Linked DNA regions of Homo sapiens: region 2 is linked to region 1. A link is an interaction called in ENCODE POLR2A ChIA-PET data of the cell type or tissue named here. Cell type or tissue: OCI-LY7. All regions are shown on one strand. Links, peaks and the distances in the headings refer to the core of each region. The heading gives the core; the rest is flanking DNA.

The links. Peaks named below come from ENCODE experiments on the same cell type or tissue, not always from the same donor. Only the 100,000 strongest peaks of a DNase experiment are listed, where the experiment ranks them.
Region 2: POLR2A ChIA-PET joins it to region 1 with 13 read pairs; 2 of 35 experiments call an interaction of 5 or more read pairs at or near these places.

The regions. Positions count from the first base shown.
Region 1 is chrX:46,453,367-46,459,631 of GRCh38, reverse strand. All of the region lies in intron 3 of KRABD4 (KRAB domain containing 4), which reads right to left. It also overlaps the pseudogene VEZTP1. Among named protein-coding and RNA genes, the nearest start is that of KRABD4, 9.2 kb to the right of the region's middle. In OCI-LY7, for the core only: no CTCF peak of the experiment used is centred there; no DNase peak of the experiment used is centred there.
Region 2 is chrX:46,742,040-46,748,304 of GRCh38, reverse strand. All of the region lies in intron 1 of SLC9A7 (solute carrier family 9 member A7), which reads left to right. Among named protein-coding and RNA genes, the nearest start is that of SLC9A7, 14 kb to the left of the region's middle. In OCI-LY7, for the core only: no CTCF peak of the experiment used is centred there; no DNase peak of the experiment used is centred there; H3K4me3 peaks cover 448 bases; H3K27ac peaks cover 1,224 bases.

The DNA of each region.
Region 1 (6,265 bases), core at 991-4,990:
ATAATAAAAGTATCTTAAATCTCTGCAGAAAAGATGTCATTAGGAAAATCTGGCTAGGCATTTATGGAGGGAAGAAACTCCATAAAAGTAAATTACTCATCTTACTCTGAGCCCCCAAGTAAATTACAGATGGATTAGAGATTTAAATGTGTACAAAATAACCATAAAAATGATAGATAAGTTAAAAGTTTTGATAGTTTTGTAGTGGCTGATGGCCTTTCTAAGCAATCCCCAAATTCAGAAAATACATAGCTACAGAGTGATAAACTTGACTACCTAGACATCAGAAATTTCTTTTTTTTTTTTCTTTTTTTTTTTTTGAGACAGTCTCGCTCTGTTGCCCAGGCTGGAGTGCCGTGGCACTATCTTGGCTCACTGCAACCTCTGCCCCCCAGGTTCAAGCAATTCTCCTGCTTCAGCCTCATGAGTAGGTGGGATTACAGGCATGCGCCACCATGCCTGGCTAATTTTTTGTATTTTTAGTAGAGACAGGGTTTCACCATGTTGGCCAGGCTGGTCTTGAACTCCTGATCTCAGGTGATCCACCCACCTCGGCCTCCCAAAGTGCTGGGATTACAGGTGTGAGTCACCATGCCCGGCTGCTCCTACTATGCTTTTCTGAACTTTGGTTTTTTTCACTTAGACAAAAGTATCCCAGACATTCTTACATATGAGTCAATTTTTATCATAACAGTTCCAGAGTATGGATGTGGCAATTTATTTAACTATTCTATAGTCCTCCTCATCCATGTGAAGTTTGTTTACCAATCAGGGGTCATTTTTATCATAAGCAATGCCACCTGGTAGTATAGCTATCATTCTACCATTATTGGATTCTCAGGAACATGGGACACTTAGGGCTTTCTCCTTCTACTTTTTGCTAGTATGAATAGAACTGCTTTGGAAATCTTTGTGGACATATAAATATTTCACTAGGATGGAGTCCTATCAATGCAACTGCTGATTAAAATAAGAAAAAGATATTTAATAAGTACAGCCAAATTACCTCTCAACCAGCCAGTACTCTCATCCACAGTGGCTCTTATCTATCTTTTCAAAGTTTACCACTCTTACAGATAAATGACAGCAGGTATGTGAGTTTTAGTGAGGATTATAATCTTTTTGTATGTTTCTAGGCCACTAATATTTCTGTTACTATGAGTCTTCATTCTGTTGGGTTGTCTTGTCTTATTGATATATTAAAGGTCTAGGGTAAAATTCTAGAAAGGGCATTACTGTGTTAAGGGTATTTGCATTGTAAATGTTGATATATGTAAACCAACTGTTCCACCACAAAATGCTGTATACAGTTTATAACTTCTTTGGTGTTTTTTCTACATACTTGACTGTACTATTATCAACCTTTTTAATGTTTAAGAATATGAAGTATGATACATGGTATACTATTCTACATACATTTCATATTCTTTCAGCTATATATTAGGTGTGATCTTCAATGATTTGTTAGAATTTTAGTGTATAAAAGAAGGCAGCCCATTGTTATGTATACTTCAAATATTTTTCTCACTTTGATATGGATGTTTGATAATTTTTAAGATTTTCATTGTGCTTAGAAATTTCTAACGTCGGGGCCAGGTGCGGTGGCTCATGCCTGTAATCCCAGCACTTTGAGAGGCCAAGGCGGGTGGACCACTTGAGGTCAGGAGTTTGACACCAGACTGGCCAACATGGTGAAACCTCATCTCTACTAAAAATACAAAAATTAGCTGGGCGTGGTGGCAGGCACCTGTAATCCCAGCTACTTGGGAGGCTGAGCGGGAGAATCGCTTGAACCCGAGAAGTGGAGGTTGCGGTGAGCCGACTGTGCCACTGCACTCCAGCCTGGGTGACACAGCGAAACTCCATCTCAAAAAACAAACAAACAAACAAACAAACAAAAAACAAAAACCCCAAAACAGAAAAGCATAGGAGGAGCATATTTTCATTAAAAACAACCCATGCAAAATGTTGTGGTTTTGTATATATAAAAAAAAAAAAAAAAAAAAAACTCTGAAAGGCAAACAGTAGAAGGGCTGAGACTGGGTTCATTTGTTGGAATGCAACAGAAAGGGAGGAATGAAAATCAGCCCTGTTTTCATGGCTTGAAAACTGGGGAAAGTAAACATCTTTTCAAATGGCATCACACTTTTTTCTCATAAATTGCTTGCCTTATCTTTTTGACTATATGTCCACCACATTTTTCATCTTCTTTCATCCTTTTTCATTTTCTATATATGAATCCTTTGCATATCATATGCATTGCATGTATTTTCTCTCAGCCTCAAATATGTCTTTTGATTCTACGGGTTTTAACATTTTAATACAGTTTAATCTGACAATCTTTCTCGTTATGGTTTCTAGGTTTCCCATCTTCATTAAAAATGTTTCTTCTGATTTCCCATCGTGCTGAAGTGGGTGGCATGGCAGAGAAGGATGACATTGGAGTTTGACAAGGAGGTAGCTTTTGGAATTCTCCGCTTTATCAGTACTTACAGGATCCGGGACACACAGACTTTGAAATATGTTCTTTGTCACCAAAAACAGAAAAATGCGCCACGGAGGGACAACAAAAGCCTCCTACAAGAGTCCTACCAAAATACCTGGGATACAGTAATCACTCGGTGAACATAAACTCCACTTACTGGCATGCTCAGGGAATGGGTTATTAAGCAACGCATTCTGTTAAAAGTGGCTAAAACCACCAGAAGTTGGGTTTTTTCTCAGCGCAGTAAGAAAGATGACTTACTTCACAAGTTGGATATTGGATTCCGACTCAACTCATTACATACCATCCTGCAACAGGAAGTCCTGTTTCAAGAGGATGTGGAGCTCACTGAGCTACTTGATTCCAGTATCCTGTAAGCAGGACAACCTCAACAACAGGAAAGTGGACACCTTCCAACACTTTGCTCCCTGGCAACCCCTAATATTTGGGATGTCTCAATGCTATTTGCCTTCATTAGTTTGCTCGTTATGCTTCCTGCTTGGTGGATGTTATCTTCCTGGCTGGTATGGGGAGTGATTCTATTTGTTTATTTGGTCATAAGAGCTTTGAGAGTATGGAGGACAGCTAAACTACAAGTGACCTGAAAAAAATACAATGTTCACTTGGAAGATATGGCAGCAAATAGCTGAGCTTTTACTAACCTTGTAAGAAAAGCTTTACATCTCATTCAAGAAACTGAAGTGATTTCCAGAGGATTTATACTTTTGCTTGACAGGGTCAGTGCTTTATCCCATTTAATAAATGAGATAATTTATTAAATGATTAATAATAAATTATTAAATTTATAATAATTAATAAATTATACTTTATATTTATAAAATATATAATAATTTAATAATACATTATTAAATTATTATTAAATGATAAATGATTATTTATCCCATTTAATAAAGCTGGATGGCATCCCACTCAGTACCTCATCAGTCTCTGGAAAGCTGTCTACAGAACTTCCAAGCAGCAAGGCTATCTATCCTATAGATGCTGAAAAACTACCCCCTGAACTCTGAAAGTGACAATGCAACCAGCTATATCTGTGTCGTGCCTTTTAAGGAGCTGGGCCTTGGACTTAGTGAAGAGTAGATTTCAGAAGAGGAAGCACCTAACTTTACAGATGACTTTAGCCTGCCTACATTGAAGGTTTTGTTCCAACTCTGGATGGCAGCGTTCAGAATTCTACAGATGGTTAGTCTTATTACTTCCTACAGCCAATTCACCTCCTGGGCCCTTACTTACTTCAGCACTTTTGCCTCATCATATGTTATCTGATTTGACTCAAGGTCTACCTCATGCTTACTATGCCTGTTTGGAAGAGCTTAAGAGCAACTCTGAATTCTATCAGTACTTTGAAACTCAGCACCAGTCAGTACCAGTGTTTATCCAAAACTCAACAGAAGTCAAAAGAACTGAATAACGTTCACACAGCAGTGTACAACTTGCAGCTCCATGTGAAAGCATTACTGAATAAGGTAATAATTCTCGAAGATAAATTTGAAAAGCTTTTTTGTATTAAAGAAACAAGAACAGTGTCAGAGGCTTATCAAATCCTAGAACAGAAATTAAAGTTGATTCAGCCCCATGTTTAAACTAGCAACAATTGCTGGGAAGAGGCCATTTCTCAGGTGGACAAACTGCTATGAAGAAATACAGATTTAAAAAAGGCAAGCCTGAGGTAGTGTGTGAAAACCCATACTGTACAGTGGTAACTTTGATGCAGCCTACTCTACACATTGCCGACAAAGATCCACTCCCTGAGGAGGATGAATAGGACTTAGAAGCTTATGTAGATGATATAGATATTGACAGTGATTGCAGAAAGGATGATTTTTATTACTTGTCTCAGGAAGACAAAGAAAGACAGAAGCACGAGCATGAAGAATCCAAGAGGGTGCTCTAAGAATTAAAATCTGTGCTGGGATTTAAAGCTTCAGAGGCAGAAAGGCAGAAGTGGTTATAACTTCTACTTAGTGATCATGCTGTGTTGAAATCCTTGTCTCCTGTAAACCTAGTGGAACCCACAAGTAATTCAGAACCATCAATGAATTCAGATACAGGAAAATTCAGTAAAAATGATACTGAAGAGGAAAATAGTAAACACTCCACAAGTGACAATGAAGTAAGTAAGACTGAGTATTTATGTGAAGACTCTCTAGAGCAGGGGTGTCCAATCTTTTGGCTTCCCTGGGCCATACTGGAAGAAGAACTGTCTTGGGCCACACATAAAATACACTAACACTAATGACAGCTGATAAGCTAAAAAAAATAAAAATAAAAAAAAACTACAATAAAATGTCATAATGTTTTTTATTGTTGTTTGTTTTTGTTTTTTTGAGACAGAATCTCGCTCTGTCACCCAGGCTGGAGTGCAGTGGCGCGATCTCAGCTCACTGCAACCTCTGCCTCCTGGGTTCAAGCAATTCTGCCTCAGCCTCCCGAGTAGCTGGGATTACAGGCACGCACCACCACGCCCAGCTAATTTTTGTATTTTTAGTAGAGACGGGGTTTCACCATGTTGGTCAGGCTGGTCTCAAACTCCTGACCTTGTGATCCGCCTGCCTCGGCCTCCCAAAGTGCTGGGATTACAGGCATGAGCCACCGCGCCCAGCCAAAAATCTCATAATGTTTAAAGAAAGTTTACGAATTGTGTTGGGCTGCATTCAAAGCTGTCCTCGGCTGCATGTGGCCCGGGGCCATGGGTTGGACAAGCTTGATCTAGAGGGTAAAAATAAAGACAATTCTGCAAATGAAGTCTTCCTCCAAGGAGAGAAGACAGAATGTGTTACCAATGTGAGGGCGAAGATGAATCTCAAGCAGATGGAGGCGTTCTGGCCACTACCCCTCCATCTCCCAGGGAGTCCTTACAGACTTCCATTCAGCAGAGGCTGGCACAGCTACAGCTGTCACTGAATTTTACCTTCACTGATGGCTTTGCTGTAGAAGTGGCTGCTAGATCTCTCTCCTTTACCACCATGCAGGAAGATAATTTTTGTGATGAGGAGGAAGAACAAATGAGGTAGAAGAAAAGTAAGAACCAAGATTCACATGAAGTGATTTTAGGTTGTTTCTTTTGTGAAAGTGTTTAGCTTCAAGACTAGAGAGGGAATATGAGTGTACACCTACTATATATAAAGTTAAGATGTACATTTACAGGAATAACCCTGGTTTGAGTAACTGATCTGAAATTAGTAGTTCCCTGTAAATGGCAGATCTTTCAGGAAAAAAAGAGAAAGGTAAGGGCTCTATTGAATAAACTGTGGTTTTATTTGTGGTATAACTGATCTTGGAAATAAGTATTTTTAATAAGAAATGAATGATCATTTCTTGCCAGAATTTGCTACCATAAGGTGATATGGATAATTCTGTTACAAGAACATTAACATTTAGTATGACTTTTTTACTGTATTCTTGCAGTTAATAACTGCAGCTATTATGTTAATAACAAGTTGTTTACATTTTATTTTTGTTTATACTAGTCTTAAAACAAAGATCCAGGTTCTGAATAAAAAAAATTAATTCATACAATTGATACATGCTGGGGCTTGGAACTAAGAAGTAGTTTCAAAAGTACTTGGGTTATGGCATTTCTTATGTTTCCTTATTTATGTGGTTACTTAGTAGTTAATTTTAAGATGTCCCAATGATCATTAAAAGAAAAACATTGTACCATTTAAAAAAAAAAGTTTCTTGCACTAAGCAAAGTTATACCAATATCCTCTTAAATTGTCACCTAATTTTTCAAATATATATTTAGGTATTTGATCA
Region 2 (6,265 bases), core at 881-4,880, 290 kb before region 1:
GCGCAATCTCGGCTCACTGCAACTTCTGCCTCCCAGGTTCAAGCAGTTCTCCTGCCTCATCCTCCCAAGTAGCTGGGATTACAGGCATGTGCCACCACGCCCAGCTAATTTTGTATTTTTAGTAGAGATGGGGTTTCATCATGTTAGTCAGGCTGGTCTCGAACTCCTGACTTCAGGTGATTCACCCACCTCGGCCTCCCAAAGTGCTGGGATTACAGGCATGAGCCACTGTACCTGGCCATTTGTTTTCATTCCTTTTGGCTGTATACCTAGGAGTGGAATTGCTAGGTCATATGGTAATTCTATGTTTGACTTTTTGAGGAACCACCAAACTGTTTTCCACAGTAGCTGTACCATTTTGTATTCCCACCACAATGCACAAAGATTCTAATTTGTCCACATCCTCTTCAACACTTGTTGTTTTCCATTTAAAAAAAAATGATAGCCACCCTAGTAGGTGTGAAGTGGTATCTTGTTGTGGCTTTGACTTGTATTCCCCTAATGACTTATTTGTATTTCCCTTCATGTACTTTTTGGCTATCTGTATATTTTATTTGGAGAAATGTCTATTCAAATTCTTTGCCATTTTTAATCAGGGTTTTTTTGTCATTGAGTTATAGGAATTCTTTATATATTCTGAATATTAATCTCTGCCTCCTTCCATTATATTGTCATTGTCAAAGAGCAGATATTTATATATTGTGTGCTCATTAACATAGGTTTATAATTTTTTTTGCATTTGCTTTTTTAATCATGTAGGAAAAATGAGGAGTTTGAAACCCAAATTGTTATGTTTACCTGTTTTTTTAAAAACAATATTATTTTGTTTATAAACGAATTATTTCATGTTGCTTTATTTTAAAACAATTTAAAAATTGATGCATAATAGATGTACATAGTTTTGAGGTATGTTATAATTTAATAAATTTGTATAATTTGTGAAGATTAAATCAGTATATTTGAGATGCCCATCACCTTAAATATTTGTCTTTTCTATATGCTAGAAACATTTGCATTATTCCCTTCTAGCTATTTCAAAATGCACAGAGATTATTGTAAACTGTGGTCACCCTACTGATCTACCAAACACTAGGCTTTGTTTCTTCCACCAAACTGTATATGTGTACTCATTAATCACTTTCTCTTCGTCCCTCCTCCCTACCCTTCCTGGCCTCTGGTAACAACTAGTCTACTCTTTATCTTCATAAAATCCACTTTTCTGGCCCCCACATATGAGTGAGAGCATGTGATATTTATCTTTCTGTGCCTGGCTTATTTCACTTAACATAATGACCTCCAGTTCCATCCATCCTACTGTGAGCAAGAGGATTTCATTCTTTTTTATGGCTGAATAATATTCCATTGTGTATATATACCACATTTTCTTTATTCATTCGTCCATTAATGGGCACTTAGGTTGATTCCATATTTTGGTTATTGTGAACAATGCTGCAACAAACACAGGAGTGCACATGTTTCTTTATTATATTGATTTCCTTTGTTTTGGGTATATACCCAGTAAGTGGAATTGCTAGATCATGTGGTTGTTCTAGTTTTAGTTCTTGAGGAACCTCCAAACTGTTCTCCATAGTGATTGTATTAATATACATTCCCACCAACTGTGTATGAGGGTTCCCCTTTCTCCACATCCATGTTGTCATCTGTTGTTGCCTGTCTTCTTGATAAAAGCCGTTTTAACTGGGGTGAGATGATATAAAATTGTAGTTCTTATTTGCATTCCTCTGATGATTAGTGATGTTGAGCATTTTTTCATATGCTGGTTGGCCATTTATATGTCTTCTTTTGAGAAATGTTTATTTAAATCTTTTGCTCATTTTTAATAGGATTTTTTTTTTGCTGTTAAGTTGTTTGAGCTCCTTATATATTCTGGTTATTAATCTCTTGTTGGATGGATAGTTTGCAATTATTTTTTCCCATTCTGTGCACTGTTTTTTGTTTGTTTGTTTGTTTGTTTTGAGATGGTGTCTCGCTCTGTCGCCCAGCCTGGAGTGCAGTGGCACCATCTCTGCTTACTGCAACCTCTGCCTCCCGGGTTCAAGCGATTCTCCTGCCTCAGCCTCCCGAGTAGCTGGGATTACAGGTGCCCACCACCACGCCCAACTAATTTTTTTTTTGTATTTTCAGTAGAAATAGGGTTTTGCATGTTGACCAGGCTGGTCTCAAACTCCTGACCTCAAGAGATCTGCCCACCTTGGCCTCCCAAAGTGCTGGGATTACAGGCGTGAGCCACTGCGCCCGACCTGTTTTTTTTTTCTTGATTGTTTCCTTTGCTGTAGTACATTTTTCATTTAAGTTACTGTACTTTTTGGCTTCAGAATTCTAATGCTTCTTTTTTATAATTTCTGTCTCTTTACTGATATTCTTATTTTGTTCATACATTGTTTTCCTGGCTTCCTTTATTTATTTGTCTGTGGTTTCCTTTAGTTTTTTTTTTTTTTTAATAGAGACAGGGTCTCTGTCACCCAGGCTGGAGTGCAGTGGTGTAATTGCAGCTCACTATAACCTTGAACTCCTGGGCTCAAGTGATCCTTCTGCCTCAGTTTCCCAAGTAGATAGGACTACAGGCACATACCACCATGTTTGGCTAATTAAAAATTTTTTTTTTATAGAGACAAGTGCTTACTATGTTGCCTAGGCTGGTCTTGGACTCCTGGCCTTAAGCAATCCTCCTGCCTCAGCCTACCAAAGTGTTGGGATTACAGGCGTGAGCCACTGCCTTTCATTCATTAAGCATATTTAAGACAGCTGATTTAAAGTTTTCATCTCATATATCCAGTGTCTCAGCCTCCTCAGGGATAGTTTCTATCAATTTTTTTCCTTTGAATGGCCCATACTTTTCCTCCCAGGTAGCTGCAGGGTGTTTTTGTTAGTTTGTTTGTTTGGCCTACCTTACAACATTTTTCAAGCAATGCTTGCTGCTTGTCCGCTATGAGTGGGCTCCAAGTTAGGCAAAATGGAGATGAGAACCTCAAGTCATTCCTTTGGGTAGTCTTCAGACAGGTTAGAACAAACACAAAAAATTGCAAACAAGCCCTGCTCTGCTCCATCTGGAACCAGGGACCAGGGGATATTGGCTGCTGTGTTCAAGACCACTGCTGAGCTGGTGAGGGGGTGGGACAAGGGCAAGCAAAATGCCACACAGCCTTCCTGCCATTTTAAAGTTGCCTTGTTCTTGAGTCATTGTTCACTTGGTTGCTGTAAACCTTTGACTCTCTTCTAGAATTCTGACAAAATTGGCTCTGACAGCTTCTGCTTGTTTTTCAATGTTTCTGTGGAGGAATGGGAGTTTGGAGCTGTCTACTCTGCTATTTTGCTACACAGCCTTCCTACCATTTTAAAGTTGTCTTGTTCTTGAGTCATTGTTCACTTGGTTGCTGTAAACCTTTGACTCTTTTCTAGAATTCTGACAAAATTGGCTCTGACAGCTTCTGGTTGTTCTTCAATGTTTCTGTGGAGGGATGGGACTTTGGAGCTGTCTACTCTGCTATTTTGCTAATGCTCTTTACCAAACACGGTATTTTTAAAAAATTAAGATTCTGTATATCTTCAGAGACACTGCAACCTTTGGGGAAGAACAGTGTTAAGCGCTATGTTTTGTTAAACTTAACATGTTACTGAGATAGTAAATGTCCCAGAGGTAGTCTTTCAAATTGTATCATAGGCTCTTATCACATATTTTCACTGAGAAGCTAGAGATCGAGAAACATCTAACTAGTGTGTAACTTCAGGTTCATAGTCAACAAATTTTCTCCTTTTACTTCTTCATATCTACCCCTAAAACTAATTTTAGGTAAAGACACATTTACTTCAAATTGTCTTGGGTTATTAAAAGGATTGATTCTCAGATTACTTTTGTTGAGTGTAGAATGAACGAGGTGTAGCAGACTCCAGTTACCTCCCAATATCCATTGTTCCTTTCATTGTTCCAGTAGAACCCTGTTCTAATTAGCTCAGCATATTGCTGTGCAATAAGAAAACTACATTTCCTGGCCTGTCTTGCAGCTGGGTGTAGTTATGTGATCAAGTTCTGGCCAAAGGTAGGAGGAGAAGTATGTGGGATTTATGCAAAGTATTCTTAAAGGAAAGGGGCGTGCCCCTCTTCTACCATGCCTTCTGTCTGCTTCCTGGAATGTGGATGTAATGGCTAGAGCTCCAGCAGCTGTATTTGGTCAAGAGGTAACCGTGGGAATGGAGAACACTTCTGGCAATACAATAAAATAGATGACGCTGTAGTCTCTGATAGCATAGAGCTGCCATGCCAGATTTGGACTGAATACTTATGTATTTCTTATAAGTAAGAGAGAAATGGGTTTTTGTTATTTGCTGCTGAACCTGAATGTAACTTTTACATCAGGCACTGAGTTGCACTTGGAACTTGGGTGTGACATACAGGGCTGTTTTGAGGACTTGGTGCAGATGTTCGTACCTATGATGAATGTGGCACTGCTTGGGATTCTAGGGGAGGCCAAAGAGTAGACAGTACAGGGCCAGAGAAAGGATTTGAGGAAAAGATTCAGATTTAAAGTGTTGCTTATATTTGGGAACTTTGGGGCATCTAACAACTACCCATGCATTTGATGATGTGCCAGAAAGACTCACAGGATCCAGAGACAGTTGTATTAAAGCCATGACTTATTACAGTGAAAACATACACAGCAAGATCAGCAGGAGAAAAAGACATAATGGGTGGAGCCTGAAAGAGTAAATGTGAGCTTCCTAAGTTCTCCCTTAGGAGGTTGGGGGTGGGGCTGCATAGAACAAACTTTTTCCACCTGCAATTAAATGTAGCGGCACATATGCAGTGTTTCTGTTTAGGGAAGCTTGCTTAAGACACAGGCTTTTCTGTATTGAGGGCTGATCAGGCGTTCTTATTGAAATTTCTGAGTTTCAGAAGGAAAGCAGGTGTTCACCATAAATCACATTTGCAAAAGCAATTTAGCCTGGCTGGTACAGCAGAATTCAGTGTTCCAGGCACACAAAACAACCTTATCAATTAGTAGCATAGGTAATATCTCACAGGCCAAGTTCCCAGGACCTATTGGAATATGAGGTCATGCAGGCATGCCCTCCTAGAGATAGCAACATCAGGCCTGTTATATTAACTTTTTCCTGCAGAGTAATATGTGGTGTCAACTGGCTGTTAGCTTTTTGTGTTCTTGAGGCTTCCTCAGTTTCATCCACACTCTTATTTTTTTCATCATTACCTTTTTAGGCTCATTAATTTTTTTTTTTTGAGATGGGGTCTCACTGTGTCACCCAGGCTGGAGTGCAGTAGCATGATCACAGCTCACTGCAGCCTCACACTCCTGGATTCAAGTGATCTCCTGCCTCAGCCTCCTGAGTAGTTGGGATTACAGGTGCATGCCACCACGCCCGGCTAATTTTTAAGAACTTTTTGTAGAGATAGGATCTCACTGTGTTGCTCAGGCTGGTCTTGAATGCCTGGGCTCAAGTGATCCTCCCACCTTGGCCTCCCAATGTGTTGGGATTATAGGCATGAGCCACAACACCTGGTCAGATTTATTAATTTAATTTTTAACATTATCACAAGTAAAATTGACTTTTTACTTTTGATATACAGTTTTATGAATTTTAACATATAGATAGATAGATATGTGTAACCACCACCACAACCAAGATGAAGACTTGTTCCAGTGTAAAAAACTCTCTTGTACTACCACATCACTTGGACAACCACTGATCTAGTCTCCATCACTGTAATTTTGTCTTTTCAAATATGTCATATAAATGGAATTGTACAGTATGTAACATTTTGGGACTAGCCTTTTCACTCTTCATAATGCCTTGGAGATTCACCCTTGTTGTTGCATGTATCTATAATTAGGTCTTTTTTTTTTTCTCTGTGGGATTCCATTTTATGAATGTATCACAGTTTATTTGCCAGTTGAAGAACACTAGGCTTGTTTCGAGTTTTTGATAATTATGAATAGGGCTGCTATAAACATTACTGTACAGGTTTTTGTATGAATGTAAGTTTTTATTTTTCTATGGTAAATACCCAGGAATGGGATTGCTGGGTCAGAGGGTAGGCATATGTTTAACTTTATAAGAAACCTGCCGAACTGTTTTCTAGGGCAACTGTACATTCCATCTAGCAACATGTAAGAGTTTAGTGCTCCACATTCTCTTTAGAACTCGGTATTGTTAGCATTTTTAATTTTAGCTATTCTAATAGATGAATAGCAGTATCTCATTGTGGTTTTAATTTATATTTCCCTAATGT